2 separate regions of the Homo sapiens genome follow, and region 2 is linked to region 1. Evidence: read pairs that join two places in POLR2A ChIA-PET (ENCODE). Cell type or tissue: endothelial cell of umbilical vein. All regions are shown on one strand. Links, peaks and the distances in the headings refer to the core of each region. The heading gives the core; the rest is flanking DNA.

Evidence for each region. Peaks named below come from ENCODE experiments on the same cell type or tissue, not always from the same donor. Only the 100,000 strongest peaks of a DNase experiment are listed, where the experiment ranks them.
Region 2: POLR2A ChIA-PET joins it to region 1 with 5 read pairs; 2 of 35 experiments call an interaction of 5 or more read pairs at or near these places.

The regions. Positions count from the first base shown.
Region 1 is chr3:71,032,303-71,040,048 of GRCh38, forward strand. All of the region lies in intron 11 of FOXP1 (forkhead box P1), which reads right to left. Among named protein-coding and RNA genes, the nearest start is that of FOXP1-AS1, 250 kb to the right of the region's middle. In endothelial cell of umbilical vein, for the core only: no CTCF peak of the experiment used is centred there; DNase peaks (open chromatin) are centred at 3,239 and 3,689; H3K27ac peaks cover 2,030 bases.
Region 2 is chr3:71,435,190-71,442,935 of GRCh38, forward strand. The region is part of intron 3 of FOXP1 (forkhead box P1); the gene reads right to left. Among named protein-coding and RNA genes, the nearest start is that of MIR1284, 100 kb to the right of the region's middle. In endothelial cell of umbilical vein, for the core only: no CTCF peak of the experiment used is centred there; no DNase peak of the experiment used is centred there.

The DNA.
Region 1 (7,746 bases), core at 2,165-4,664:
CCCAACAGGATGTTATTTTAGAGTACACACAAAAAGGAAAATTACAGTTAAGAGAATTCTCTGGCTAGCGTATCTGTTGCTCAATTCCCGAAATAGTTTCCCAAAGGAACGGTTATCTTCTTTATTCACACAGGCAGAAGTGACAAGCTGGAACACATATTAACAATTTCCCTTTGTGAGCTTCCACTATTGTTTTAATGAGGAGAATATAGTTTATAATATACTTAGGCCTTGACTGATTACAAAGGGGTATGGAATAAAGAACTTCAGGAATGCTGTACATATCTAACGCACTCATTTGCATTGCCCCAGTGAGCCAGTCGGCAGAGAGGTAGCTCCCTCGGAAAGACCTATGGAGCCAGGCCACGGGGTAACACTGGTGCGAACACAGCAATAAAACAGAATAACTGCACAAAAAAGCATCTTTGCAAATCTTGAAAAGGAACATGACATCCGCTTAAGTCTCCAGCATAGGTCCCCCCTTCATCTGGCTCCAGTATTGGCTTAAGAGCATAAGACTCCCAGCTGTCATTTATTATAAGAATAGGACTTTTCCAAGCCCCTTTTCCTCTCAAAGGGAAGGCCCTTGACTTCCCTTTGCACTTTTGGTTGGTTTCAATATCCATCAAAGAAAATCTTCTGTCTAATTTAAGTGGTGAAGGTGTGCAATTCAACAACAACTTTTTATAGGTAAAAGAGTAAAACCGAGTACCATGGACAATACCATCAGAGTTTCCAAAAGGCTGGTTCTCACTCTTCTCCTGCCACATGCTTTCCCTCACACCCCTGGTGTGGAATAAATGTTAAGGAAAGCTAAGACACAATTGGGAGGAGGGGACACAGGCCTTTCCACTCAAGCGCAAATACTTGCAAAATGCCTGGGTGCCAACAAAGGAATTTGGCAGAGAACCTGTATCAGCGGCAGCGGCGCATCAAAAAAGAATGTCTACCTTACAAGGTGAAAGAAATGGGGGGTCCAAAGATGGTTTTGGGTGGGAAATCTGGCACATTAGACACGGAATAGCCTGTGGCTGAGATTCATATTATACAACATCCTAATAAAAAAATTCAAATCAACCAAATTTAAGAGTAACTCAGAAAATGAACATCACTCTCCAGACCCATGATGTCATTTTATTGGAAAGCATTTATCATTTAAACACAATAAATAGAAAGAGATTTATAGAGTCTAAAGATGCTGTGTTATGGTAAAAGGCACTTTATTGAGGTAAGGCACAACAGCTGTTAGAGAATAATGGCTGAGGTTTTTTTGTTTAATCACCCCACAAAGTGAACAGTCAAAAAAAAAAAAAAAAAAAAAAAAACAACCCATAAACCCTTCCCTTATGGCATGCCAATATTTTAAAGATTTTCTCCCGGTGCCCTCCCTGCATGTGTGAATGACAGGCGGTGATACGGCACCATGCCACATGGCCCTGAGAGAATCCTTTCTCCCACTTCTAAGTCCCAAAAGTGATTGGTTTTAAGCAATCAGACACATCACAGTTCTTCAAAGCACGATGGCTGCCAAACAACAGGCAGCATGTTTAGGGTACAAAATGCTGATTCGCCCCCAGGGTGCTTCTGTCTGACCTCAGCAGGAACAGCTTTTGCCCTAAGTAGGTTACCTCCCCGACAGATAGACATGGGACAGGTGATGCTGCCAAGAGTCTGCTTTGGAGCAAAAATAAGTACCTGTATCTTAGGCCTCTGCAGTTAGCCACACCTGGTCCTCTTTCCGGTCCCCTACACCTGACAAGACATGCCCAGCACGCCCTCTATATTCTCCACTGTGCGTCACTGGTTTCTAACCTCCTGACTTCCCTGCCAGCAAAAAGATGAGGTGGGTGCAAAGGAAACTGGCAACGGGGATTTTCCTGGGGGCTTCTTCTAAATTACTGCTGAAAAGATAGGTCTGGCCCCAAGCTACAACCAGTGGAGGCTACCATCTGGACTTGATCCGGAGCTTAACCCACTCTGTAGTCCAATTCTCATCAAAAGTCTGGGCTGTAGTGAAGGTGGTCTGGGGAGCAGCCCACTGGGAGCCACCAGAATCTGGCAGTCACTGCAAGTCCCTGAGGGTCAGGGAAATCTCAGGTCTAGTCCCTGTATGGTCACTAACTAGCTATGTGACGTGTGCAAGCGATAACATCATTCTGGGCCCCAGCTGCACCCTCTGTACAAAGGGGAGAATACCCCATAAGGTTACTATGAGGATTAAATAGGAAAATCAAAAAATAAAAATAAAAAATAAAAAAAATTAAAAATAGGAAAATCAGTATAGTATCAAGCCCTATGTCAAGTCTGTTGAGCATTGTGTCTGGCACACAGTAAGAGTTACATAAATGTTAGCTGCATTCTCATCACCACCATCACATGTCAGGTCCTTTCATCCTTGACAAGAGCAAAACAGAACCTTAAATTTGTGTCTCTTGCCTGTGATCACAGAGCCAAGGAGTGGGTCTCAAGTCAAGGTCTCGTGGTAGCTCCTAAGGAAAGGAAGCAAATGGGGTCTGGTCCCTTCAGTCATATGATTTCTACTCTGTTGGCTCACGTAAGAATGGCAAGTCACTAGTTTTGAGGACTGAACCTGTCTGGTGGCTCCCCAGTGGGCTGCTCCCCAGACCACCTTAACTACAGCCCTGACTTTTGATGAGAACCTGTCTGGGATGTGAATCAAGTGTCTGGAGAAAAGTCCTGTTCTTTCCAAGTGTCAAAACCTCAGTGATAAACACACAGCTTCCATTGCTTCTCAAACTTGAACATGTATTCCAAACCCCTGAGGCTCTTGTTACAATGCAGATCCTGATGCAGGTCTGGGGCAGGGCCAGAGACTGAGTTTCTAACAAGCTTCCAGGTCACAGCAGAGCTGCTGGTCTGCAGCCTCTGAGTAGCAAGACTCCAGGGTATGTAGGGCAAATGCAAATTCCTGCACCCCATCTCAGACCAAGAAAGTCCAGGTTTCAGAAGAAAGGCCTAGGAAGCTGTGTGTTTAACAAATACCCTATGAAAATATCATCAGGGAATCTGAGAAACACCAGGCTAATGGTGAAGGTCAGGGGTCAGCAACTGTTTCTGTAAATGGTCAGATAGTAAATATTTCAGTTTTCGTAGCCTATATGGTTTCTGCTGCCACTACTCAAGCTTGCCATTGTAGTGTCAAAGTAGCCGTAGACAATACGTAAATGAATGTGACTGTGTCCCAATAAAACTTTATTTACAAAAGGAAGCAGTGGGCTGGATTTGGCAGGCTGACCATAATTTGCCGAGCTCTGTTATAGTGTTATAGATTGTTTAAATGCCTTGACTCATGTTGGCAGGAAGTAGCAGTTAACAATTTTGAAGACAATTTGGTGGAATTTGACCACAGGTTCTCCAAAATGCTCTAACGGGGAAGAAAGATTTAAAATAACTAGCTTGCTCAGTATTTCAAATCAAAATAAATACAAATTGTCCTCTGATTTTTGGGGAAAAAAAAAAACTGAAATGAGGAAAAACTCTTCAAAATAATGGGAGCTAGAGTTTACTGCTTAAATTTCAACAGGTCCTACATATCACAGAACATGCACCAGTTAAAGGCTTGTGTATCTGGAACAGTTCTGAAAACTAACTTCTAGAATTTTAGCAAGTAAACCAAGAGCACTGACATTTATTCACAAACACAGAATTTAGTTTAAAAAAGAAAAAAAAATGCAACACTAGACATGTACATGTTTCAAAGTTCCTTGCCTTTTGAAAATAACAAGGCCTGTAAACACAAATGTTATTGTTACATAGTCAAATACATGGCAACATGTCAAGAGGCCACAAATCAAAAACAGAGACTGTGTATCAAGTGAAACTGTCTATAAGTACACTAGCCAGGCGGAAACCTTCAGGGGTTATTTGAAGGCAACTGCCAACTGTGGAGTGGAGAAAATGCAAGCGACAGTAATACACAGGGCTCCGTCAATAAATGATGAGAACGAGGCAAGGACTATCGTGACTGAAGAGAGCATAGGTTAAACCTCATAGAGTAAAGCGCCCAGTGTGCGTCCCCTGTTTCTAATATGATACCTCAAAAAAGCAGAGACTGCCCAACCACCATCTGATCAGGGTTTAAGGAAACATCTTTGACCAAATGCTTAAGGACACCTTGGAACAAATACTTAGAACAGCTATGAATCCGAGAAATACTCGAGTTATAAAACATCTAATGATGGTGGCTGAACTGAAAGCAAAAAAGCTGGGATGAGAAAAAAGGGAATATTTCTGATTTGGACTATAGAGGACAGCTGAAATGAAATAAAAAGCATATGATGTGTTCATTGAGGAAACACAGGATTTATAAGGCAGGAAAAAAGTGGGGATACGTTATTTTGGATCTGCCTGTGTGTAAATCCCCCATGAGGTTCATTTATGTTCTTTATGTGCTGTTTCAGACCAAAATGATTTATAGCTTGTAAATCCCACCTATCCCGCTTCATGAAAGGCCTGGTAAATATGAATATACACCATAAAAGAGAAAACTCTGGTATTTTCTTTTAAACGCAGTGATTTGCACACAGTAGGTTAACTTAATACGTGTTTTGTCAAATTGAATTTCAATTAAATTTAAAGTATCTTTTAGGGACACTCATTTTATCGTAATTTAGTATTCACTTCTATGCTGAATGAAAACTTTAAGTACTATTTTGCAGACTAAAACACAGATCTGAATTTGGATCTTGGATATGCCACTAACCACCAGTTCTATGACCCTGGGTTAGTTATTTAATTTCTATTATTCGATTTCCTCATCTGTAAAATGGGTATAATCATCCTTACTGCTTCCTGAGTGGTCAGGTGGATAAAATGAGACATCACTCCATATGCAAAAGTCTAGCCAGTGCTTGGCACAGAGAAGGAACTGATTAAATGTGAGTTCTTGTCCCTTTCCCTAGTGCACCATAATGTAATGTGATATTTCAAATTTTAATTTAGGCAATTACTTAAGTAGTAATTGCTATTAGTATTTACATAGCTGCTTTGATCCAAGAAGCTCAAAGGGCTTTACTAAATTTAGCATTTTAATAGATGTTTCATTTGCATTCTGTTGATTCTGTTTACCCACACCAAAACCTGGAATTTTCTAAAGCAAGACAATTAGACAGGGAAACAAGACAGTATCTTCATATGTACCGGTATCCCAGGCCTGAGTTTTGTCTGTTTCCCTAAGAAGTCGAGACTCTCTGTCCCTATGGAATAAAATGACAGCAAGAGGCTTGAATGCACCTGCTTCCTCTTGCTGCTCCCCCTTAGCTGCGCCATTGAACTTGATCCCCACCACACTTTTCTCAGGCACTGACAACACAGGCATGTTTATTGCACCAATGAATTTATATACAATCAGCACAATAAACATTATTAAATTGTCGGAGAAAATCAAAGCACGAAGCATGGTGCCAGTACTGAATTCTAATGATGCTGAATGTCCATGATTACACAGGGACAGGATCTTAACAAGCCTTGATTTGAACGCTGGCATCCGCCTCACAAATCACATGGGCCGCTCCTCCCGTAATAGTGCTGAATATTGATAAATGTCTCTACCCTGCGCAACAGGGAAGTGGGTTTCTATTGGCAATCTTTACCAAAGTGTGTTTTTTCCCTTCTCTACACTCAAGGGTTTACCCTGAATGATTTAATTATAATTTTCCTTGTGTAAGACAAATTAAAGAGGAGAGTAGGAGTGTCGTGCCAAGCACATTATTTATCTCCTTAACAGATTGCAGCTCACCAAACCCCAGAGCTGCTGCTACTGCAGTGGCTGCTCACAGGAGCCAGCAAAATGCACGGGGGCAAGAGTGGGGGAGAAGGAGTTTTCCAAATGGCATGGAAATACATATGCAACTCAGTTGAGATCATTAGCCATCTCACTACTTTGAAAACAACAGTAACTCTCACAACACTACCTTTTTCCAGCAAATTTTCCCATCGAGCACCCCCAGATCATGTCAGAAAGAAATCTTAAAGCTGCTAACCCACGATCAAGGTCATGGGGTCAGATAGTTATTCAGTGTGGCAGAGACTCTTTCCTTGCCCATCAGAATGGAGGGAAAAGAATATTACACAGAAATCAAAGAAGAGCTTGGAAGGACACGTATTTCACAAATGCATTGATGAGTAAGAGAGAAAACTTATCCAAGGCAGTGACAAGAGACTCCTGAGACAACTGGCACATCAGTGTACAGTGAGACCATACCTTTATAGTGACAGCTTTGTTTTGGTATTTAACTGGTTATCACACGTGATTTTTAAATTAAGCCTAATAAGGTAATGCTACATAATATGCATTTGAAGTATTTATATGTATACGAAGCTGGCTAACTAATCATTGCTTTTTTTTTTTTTTAATTAAGAGACAGGATCTTGCTTTGTTGCCCAGGCTGGAGTGCAATGGTGTGATCATGGCTCACTGCAGCCTCAAACTCTTGGGCTCAAATGATCCTCCCACCTCAGCCTCTCAAGTAACTGGGACTTCAGGTGCATGCCACCATGGCAGGCTAATTAAAAAAAAGTTTAATGGAAATTGGGGTCCCTCTATGTTGTCCAGGCTAGTCTTGAACTCCTGGCCTCAAGCAATCCTCCTGCCTCGGCCTCACAAAGTGCTGAGATTACAGGCATGAACCACTGTACCAGGCCTAATTGATTTTTTAATTATCAATTCCACAAGCTTAAACTGAACTATCTTTAACTGAAGGTGCTCATTTGTCTTGATGGCTACATTCAGTTAAAATGTGCTGACTGGAATTTTCTTTTAATCCAGCCACGTTTAGGAACCTACTAGATAATACAAACTGAGAGATTCAAGAGATTAAGTAGTGGCATATAATTTCATAGTTGCTTCTTTTTTGCATGTACAATTGGAAAACTCAGCCTGCTTTTACATCCAGATTAAGGCTCATTGGAATCTGAATTCTTTTCTGATCCATATTCTAATTCTGGTGTGTAGTATGATGAAGATTAAGCACAACTTTTGTGCAGACAAATAAGGACCATAAAAAAAAATTCAAACAAACTTAGTCTCCCAGAATTAGACTGTCTCTCAGATCCACTTACTTTCAAATGTGCCTTAAGACATGAAAAGGGCTATTCTTCTCCCACTTGCCTCCTTGCTAATCTATCACCTGACTGCAGATACATAACCTTTTAGAAAATGAAACTGAGCACAGCGCATCTAAACAAGAAGAGTTTTCTATGTCACAGGAAATCTGTGCAGGCTCCACAACAGCCGATGAGATTGCCACAAATACCTTAAGTGCATCAGTCGGCGTTTTTCAGTGTATGGCCTCCTGCTCTGCCTATGGATAAAGATGTAATTCAATCGCTCTGCAGCAAATGGACGCATCAACCTTAGGGCATCAAAACCAAGTATAGCAAAGGACAACAGCCTAGAACCTTTTCTTTAATGCTCTCTAAGGTTTTCTTTCTTGAAAAAAAAAAAAAAAAGAAGACATCATAAGAGATTGTAAAGCAAGAGCTAAGATTGGCTTCCAGACATACATATCTATCCTTGCCAGAAACAACAGAAGCCACATTTCCCTCAATGGCTCCAAAGATTGTCAGTGTCCACCATTCTATTCCTCTATCTATTCTTCAAACTCTTCCAAACCAACATGCTTAATGCATCTTTTAGTTCTTCGGTGTCTGCCTCAGAAATTCCAAAATGACCTTGGAAGGATAGTTGAAAATTTTAGTTAAAACATATGTATTATCCTCAACTCT
Region 2 (7,746 bases), core at 2,279-4,778, 400 kb after region 1:
TGGAAGGAAGAAGGGAAGGAAGGGAAGCAGGAAAGAAGGAAGGAAGAAGGGAGGAAGGAAGAGAGGGAGGGAGGGAGGGAGGGAAGAAGGGAGGGAGGGAGGGACGGAGGGAGGGAGGGAGGGACGGAGGGAGGGAGGGAGGGACGGAGGGAGGGAGGGAGGGACGGAGGGACGGAGGGAGGGAGGGAGGGAAGGGAAGGAGGGAGGGAGGAAGGGACGGAGGGAGGGAGGAAGGGACGGAGGGAGGGAAGGAAGGGAGGGAGGGAGGGAAGGAAGGGACGGAGGGAGGGAGGGAGGGACGGAGGGAGGGAGGAAGGGACTGGAGGGAGGGAGGAAGGGACGGAGGGAGGGAGGAAGGGACGGAGGGAGGGAAGGAAGGGACGGAGGGAGGGAAGAAGGGACGGAGGGAGGGAGGAAGGGACGGAGGGAGGGAAGAAGGGACGGAGGGAGGGAAGAAGGGACGGAGGGAGGGAAGAAGGGACGGAGGGAGGGAAGAAGGGAGGGAGGGAAGAAGGGACGGAGGGAGGGAGGAAGGGACGGAGGGAGGGAGGAAGGGACGGAGGGAGGGAGGAAGGGACGGAGGGAGGGAGGGAGGGACGGAGGGAGGGAGGGAGGGACGGAGGGAGGGAGGAAGGGACGGAGGGAGGGAGGAAGGGACGGAGGGAGGGAGGAAGGGACGGAGGGAGGGAGGAAGGGACGGAGGGAGGGAGGAAGGGACGGAGGGAGGGAGGAAGGGACGGAGGGAGGGAGGAAGGGACGGAGGGAGGGAGGGAGGAAAAAAGGAGGGAAGGAGGGAAGGAGGGAGGGAGGATAGAAGGAAGAAAGGAAGAAAGGGGGGAGAATCTGTCTACATATATTAATACCCTGTTATGTCACAACTGAAAACCATTTCTGATTTTTCAGGGAATGTGGGTTTATATACCATGTAGGAATTTCTAATTATTCCTATTACATATTTCCCAAACTGTTCCTGGTATGGGCTCTTCAGGTCATCAAAAGGCATTGTCTCCCCGCAACAGCCCCTGCCACCTCCAAAGCAGTTTCATTTGGAAAACTTTACACATGTTCACAATCCCTCTGAGATCAACAAAGCACATTACTACGCTAAAACCTGAAAATCCTAAGATGCAGCCTGGTATAAGCCAGTGTTTTCCAACTTATTTTCACCATAGCATAGTTACTGCATGGAACAACTGTGCCGCCGAACTTGTGGTCTGAGGAGTGTGGGGAATGCTGGCCCTGGTGGTGATGAGACCTTCTGGATTTAACACTGCAGTCCACATTTCAAATACCCCATCTATCGTCCCTATAAACATGACTCACTCTCATAAAAATCAGAAATCCTAGTTTTAGAGTCATAAAATATGGTCCCTATTACAATTCCATGTATTTCCATAAAACCCTTAAGGAACTGACTCACATAGGCCCTTATAATACTAACAAGAAAAGAACAAAAAATTTCAAGGATTCACTAAGCCAACAGCACTGAACCGACTGTAGTCATAAACCAAGTCTGGAGCACATCCTCCGAGAATGATGATGAGAATACACCAAAATACCTGGAAACCAACTCCGACTTGGAGCCAGCCAGGCAAGTGGTGATCTGTAGGCAGGAATACTGCAAAATGTCTGCTATAATAATGTAATTTTGGCGTAACTTTGACATCTATCTAAAACACAGGAAACAAAATGTAAGCCCCATGACCGATCAAAGCAACGCTGATCAACACAATTCCATTTTTTCACCTATCAAATTAGGGAATATTTTCACATATAATATCCCACATTATTTGGAGTTTAAGGAAATGGGCCATTACATACAAAGCTGATTGAGAACAAACTTGGTATTACCATTCTGAAAAACAGAAAGCTGGCATTAACGTTTCTCAGTCTCTTTGATCCAACAATGTCACTTCTAAGAATGTATAAAAAGGAAAACAGAGCTGGGCATGATGGCTCATTCCTGTAATCCAAGCACTCTGGAAGGCAGGCAGATTGCTCGAGCCTAGGAGTTCGAGACCAACCTGGGCAACATGATGAAAACCCGTCTCTATGAAAAACACAGAAATTGGCCAGGCTTGGTGGTGCACAACTGTTGTCCTAGTTACTTGAGAAATGAAGGTAGGAGGATCGCTTGAACCTGGGAAGTTGAGGCTGCAGTCAACCACGATCATACCACTGCACTCCAGCCTGAGTGACAGAATGAGACCCTGTCTCAAAAGCAAAACAAAACAAAACAAAACAAACAGAAAACAAATCATGAATACATACAGAGTTTGGAGGTACAAGAAGCCAACAGCCATTCTCCACTGGGCTCTCCTGACTCACCAGGAATGGCAGATGCACTGGACTGGGGCAGAGTGAGGGAGCAGAATGAGGTCCCATCACAGGAACACCCCAGGTCTCTCTGAGTGTTCCCCAAAGAAGAAGGTATCACAGACACTCAGCAATGGCTCCACCATCCTCTCTCTCCACCCAGCATAAAACGCAAGCCCAAAGGGTGGAGGAGCATGAACTTCCGAGTCTGTGATCATCATAATGCCTTTGGGAATAAAAAGAAACCCTGCTGGACAGGAATTAAGAGCCTGTTCCTCTGGCTGGGGCGTAAGAGACCCAAACCAAAAAAATGATCAGGTGAAAAACAAGCTGCCTCAAGAGGACAGGGCCCCACCCGCACTTGCAGACAAAAAGAAAAGCTTGGTTCCAGGAGGTGAAGAAAAGCTGTGTACACGAAATTGAGTCAAAGAGAGCCCACGGATCTGCTGATGGGAGGGGTAGAAAATTAACATGGATTGAAACAATAACAGTGACTTATTTCCAGAAGAAATGTATTTATGTGATTCTACCACTGGAATCTATCTCTACTAGTTATATGAAAGTAATGGGATAAAAGCAAACAAAATAATTGAACAATTTATTACCTTCAGGAAAATGTAGGCATCTAACATGTTCAGTTACGCACAGGAATTACAGGAATGGAATAACATGTAGACTCTTTAAGAACACTGTGTCTGGTTTTGCTCAGCACTGAATTCTTGGCTCTTAAAATCTATTTCTGAATGAATGAATGAATGAATGTTGTCCCTTATTCTTCATTTTCTGGCAGCCTCGTTTAATATGAGCTACATCGGCCGGAAAGTACTGGTGTTTTTGGATTGCTTTCAAAAATGTGAAAACAGCAAGACTAATCCTATTTCCACTTCTTTATCCACCTTTAAGAGTAACCTGCTGTGGCATGAGTTCCTGTGCATTCCATTATCTCGGCTGACTCTCCATCCTCCTGGCCATCAGCAGAGGAAACTCTGGCTCACAAAAGGATTTAGCATCCTAGCACAGTAGGGATTTCGACTTACGGCCACCTTCTCCAGGCTCCCCTCCACTCACATAATTTTGGTCTCCAAACATTGAGACTGCCTCTCCCTTGGGTCTTTTGGACCTCATTTATACCCCCCAGCAGTTGATGGCCAAGATCTAGTCCTCATCACAAGGCTTGGTAGGCCCATTCTGCAAATAGAATTATATAGATTTAGGGAGGTTTCAGTCTAATTTGGAGAAAAAAAAAAAAAACCAGTCTCCATAGATACAAGCTTTTCAACATATTGCTTTTTTGCTCTCCTGTTTTCTTACACTGAGAATGTCAATGCAGAACCGGAATATAAAGTAAATTACACAGGCTGGAGGACTGAGCATCCCACCCAGCCCTCCCCAACCCCACTGGTGGAGACCACAGGGCAGAGTGGATGGTAGCAGGGACAGGAGCTCTTCGGAGGCAAGGAACAGAGCCTTAAGGTTGGAGCTACAACCCGCTCTCCAAGGCTCTATAGGAAGGAAGACACCAGCTCGCTGCTCTCACAACTCATCTTCCTCTCCACTGTTTCATTAAATTGCACAAGGATGGGACTGCCTATGCAGGTGGCAGACAGGCAGTGAGGGTGCCAGGCCTTGCCACAGATGCAGAGCTCGGGCAGACTTCAGGCTACAAGCAGCACAGGTCCTGATGACAAAGTGGTCAAGGTGTGATTATGGCTGCACGAGAGCTGCTCAGAACCCTGGGACCATGCATGCAAACGATTGCCTTTTCCTGGTTCCTGAAAACCTTTCTGTGTGTCCATGTGCATAGGGTGGGAATGGGAGAAAGAATCAAAGGTAGCAGTGATGTAATGAAAACCTTCAAGAAAGGGTGGGGAGGGGTCTGAAGGGCAGTGCATTCTATTTCTTTCAGCTAAGAAAAGGTAAGAAAACTTAGAAGAAGGAAAAATAGAATTACCACATGATCCAGCATTTCCACTACTGGGAATATTCCCTAGAGAACTGAAAGAAGAAACTTAAGAAATACTTGTACACCCATGTTCATGGCACTATTATTCACAATACTTAAACGGTGGTGGCAATCCAAGTGTCCAGCAAAGGATGGATAAACAAAATGTACACACATTCAACAGAATATTATTCAGCCTTTAAAAGGGAGAAGGGGCCAGGCGCAGCAGCTCAAGCCTGTAATCCCAGAACTTTGGGAGGCCGAGGTAGGCAGGTCATTTCAGGTCAGGAGTTTGAGACCAGCCTGGCCAACAAGGCAAAACCCCATCCCTAGTAAAAATACAAAAAAATTAGCTGAGTGTGGTGGTGCACGCCTGTAATCCCAGCTACTTGGGAGGCTGAGGCAGGAGAATTGCCTGAACCCAGGAGATGGGGGTTTCATTGATCGGAGATTGCACCATTGCACACTCCAGCCTGGGCGAGAGAGTGAGACTCTGTCTCAGGAAAAAAAAAAAAAAAAGGAGGAAGTTCTGAATCCTGCTGTAACAGGCACGTACCTTGAGGACATTATGCTAAGTGAAATAAGCCAGTCACAAAAAGACAAATACTATATGATTCCATTTATATGAGGTATCTAGAGTTGTCAAATTCATAGACAAAGTAGAATGCTGGTTGCCAGGGGAGGAGGGAGTTTCAGTTATGCAAGATGAGAAAGTTCTGGAGACTGGTTGCACAACAATATGAATATACTTAACACAACTAAACCTTACACTTCAAAACATTTAAGATGATAAATTCTGTTATGTGTATTTTACCACAATTAAAAATAACAAACAAGTCCAGGTGCAGTGGTTTATGCCTGTAATCCCAGCACTTTGAGAGGCCAAGGCAGGGGAATTGCTTGAGGTCAGGTGTTTGAGACCAGCCTGGGTAACAAAGTGAGACACCGTGCCGGGCGCGGTGGCTCACGCCTGTAATCCTAGCATTTTAGGAAGCTGAGGCGGGCAGATCACGAGGTCAGGAGTTCAAGACCAGCCTGGCTGATATGGTGAAACCCCGTCTCTACTAAAAATACAAGAAAGTTAGCTGGGCATGGTGGCACATGCCTGTAGTCCCAGCTACTTGGGAGCCTGAGGCAGAAGAATCGGCTGAGGCAGAAGAATCACTTGAACCCGGAAGGCAGAGGTTGCAGTGAGCCAAGGTCGTGCCACTGCACTCCAGCCTGGGTGACAGAGCAAGACTCTGTCTCAAAAAAAAAAAAAAAAATAGTTATCCAGGCATGCTGGCATGTGCCTGTGGTCCCAGCTACCCAGGAAGCTGAGGTGGGAGGATCACTTGAGCCCAAGCGGTTGAGGCTGCAATGAGCTATAATCATGCCACTACATTTCAGCCTGGGTGACACAGTGAGACCCTGTCTCAAAAATAAAATAAAACAAAATAAGAATAAGGAACAAAAAATTGGAAAACTAAACAAGCAAAAGACCCTACCCTGTTCCTCACATTTTAAAGTGAAACTGGTATTAAATGGAAAGCATGCACCAGGTATATGTTAGGAATTCTCTTTTTCTGTCAGCTATGATAGTACTTCAGGTTTTTTAAAGGTAACTGCATTCCCTATTGCAAACAGGATAATATAAAACTTTTTTCAGCTGCCTCTTGTGAAATTTTGTTCCATATTTTAGATTAGAGACCTAGCTTAGCAGTGCCTTTAGTAAGGGTAAATAACTTTGCAAATCATGGCACAACTCCCTAGGTGGGACTGTACTATGGATCAGTCATTCTCATGGAAGTAGAAGGTAGCTTTAACCCCTACGGGACATACATGTGGAAATGTCTGGAGACAGTCTTGGTTGTCACTGTCATGGGCAGGAATGAATGGCAGAGGCAAGGATGCTGCTACACATCCCACCGTGCACAGCACAGACCCCACAACAAAGAACTTTCTGGCCCCAAATGTCAACAGCGCTGAAGTTAGCAGCTCTGCTCCAGATTGGCCTAGCAGTTCAGGCATCTTGTTTGTTTTGCTCTTCCTTTTACCCATGCCTGTGAGCAGGCAGTGGAGTGAGTAGTCACTAACATGTCAGGCCCTGTGCTAAATGCTCTAGGAGAATGATCCTACGATGCCCCCGGCGTCACTAACAGGGAACCATTTGGAGAGGTTGAGGAATGTGTCCAAAGTCAGTACCACTGGTGGAATTTTAAATCAGTCCTAAAGACCTCCAGGGTGGTGTTCTTACCTCTGCTTCGTAAACCCTCAAGTTCTCAAACTCATTCTGGCTTGTGGGCAGCAAGCCAGGGCACCAGTGCTCAACAAGACACGCTATAGAGAACACTGGCACTGGGAACTGTTAGCCAAGTCCCTTCCCACTGAGGCCCTTCAACATCTTGGCAGCCTATCAACCCCACTCAGACTGCAGAAGAATGTTTGGATTCGAGGGGAAATTGGGGAAAAATTATTTTCTAGATTTTATAAAGGTTACTGTCATTTGCACATAATAAATCTCTGTTCTGCCTGATGTTATTTGCATGAAGAGGGCTTCACCCACTACGTTCTTAACGATATCTTCACCAGAACCTTCCCATTCAGAAGTCATGCCTACACAACTTTGAGAATTCCCAAGCACTAAACATCTCAGGAGCTGAACCATCTAGGGAACTCATATTCATGCCTCAAAGCCCTGTTCAGACTTGGTGCCCCACTTTTGTGGAGCTTGACCATATATGTCCCAGATGCCCCAGTTGTTCATTCCTTCTGCATAGCTCCATACTGTAACACCCTGACATTGTACGCATACTTCTCTACATTAACCATTAGCCAACCAGACTGAGTTGCTTGACACAGGGACTAAGGACACGTCTTTGTATAGGTTTTGCATATTACAACAGGCCAACTACAGCACCTGTCAGAAATGGCTGAAGACCTTAAAAAGCCAAAAAAAAAAAAAAACCACATTCAGAGATCAACTAAAACACACAAGGAGACACCCACAGGAGGACACTGGTGATTTCCTCTGAATCTTGAGAACGTCCAGCTGATTTTAGTGAAATTATTCATGCAAGTCTCGCGCAGTGAGTTGGGTGCTGGGATGTCTGGAGAAAGCTACATGGGCACGGAGGTCCTCTCTGTCGTCAGTATCATCCTGCACCAAACTAGCCGCGGCCCCAGTAATAATGCCACAGAGAAGCTTCCTCCATTCCATGGTCTTGGTTTTTTCTTTTGTTTTTGTTTTTTTGACAACAATCACAGTCACTCCCACGTCTGGATTTGTCAAAAGCCCAGGCCTGCTCCATCAGGAAAACCAGGGAGAAGGGGATTGCAGGCGGAGTTGCCTGCTCAAAAAAATGAAAGCATGCAGATTGTCAGGCCCCACTTGGGACTTAATCTGAATCTCTGAGGGTGGGGCTCCAGCACCTGCAGTTTTTATTTAAATCTTTTTTTATTTTTTTTTTATTTTTTTGAGACATAGTCTCGCTCTGTCACCCAGGCTG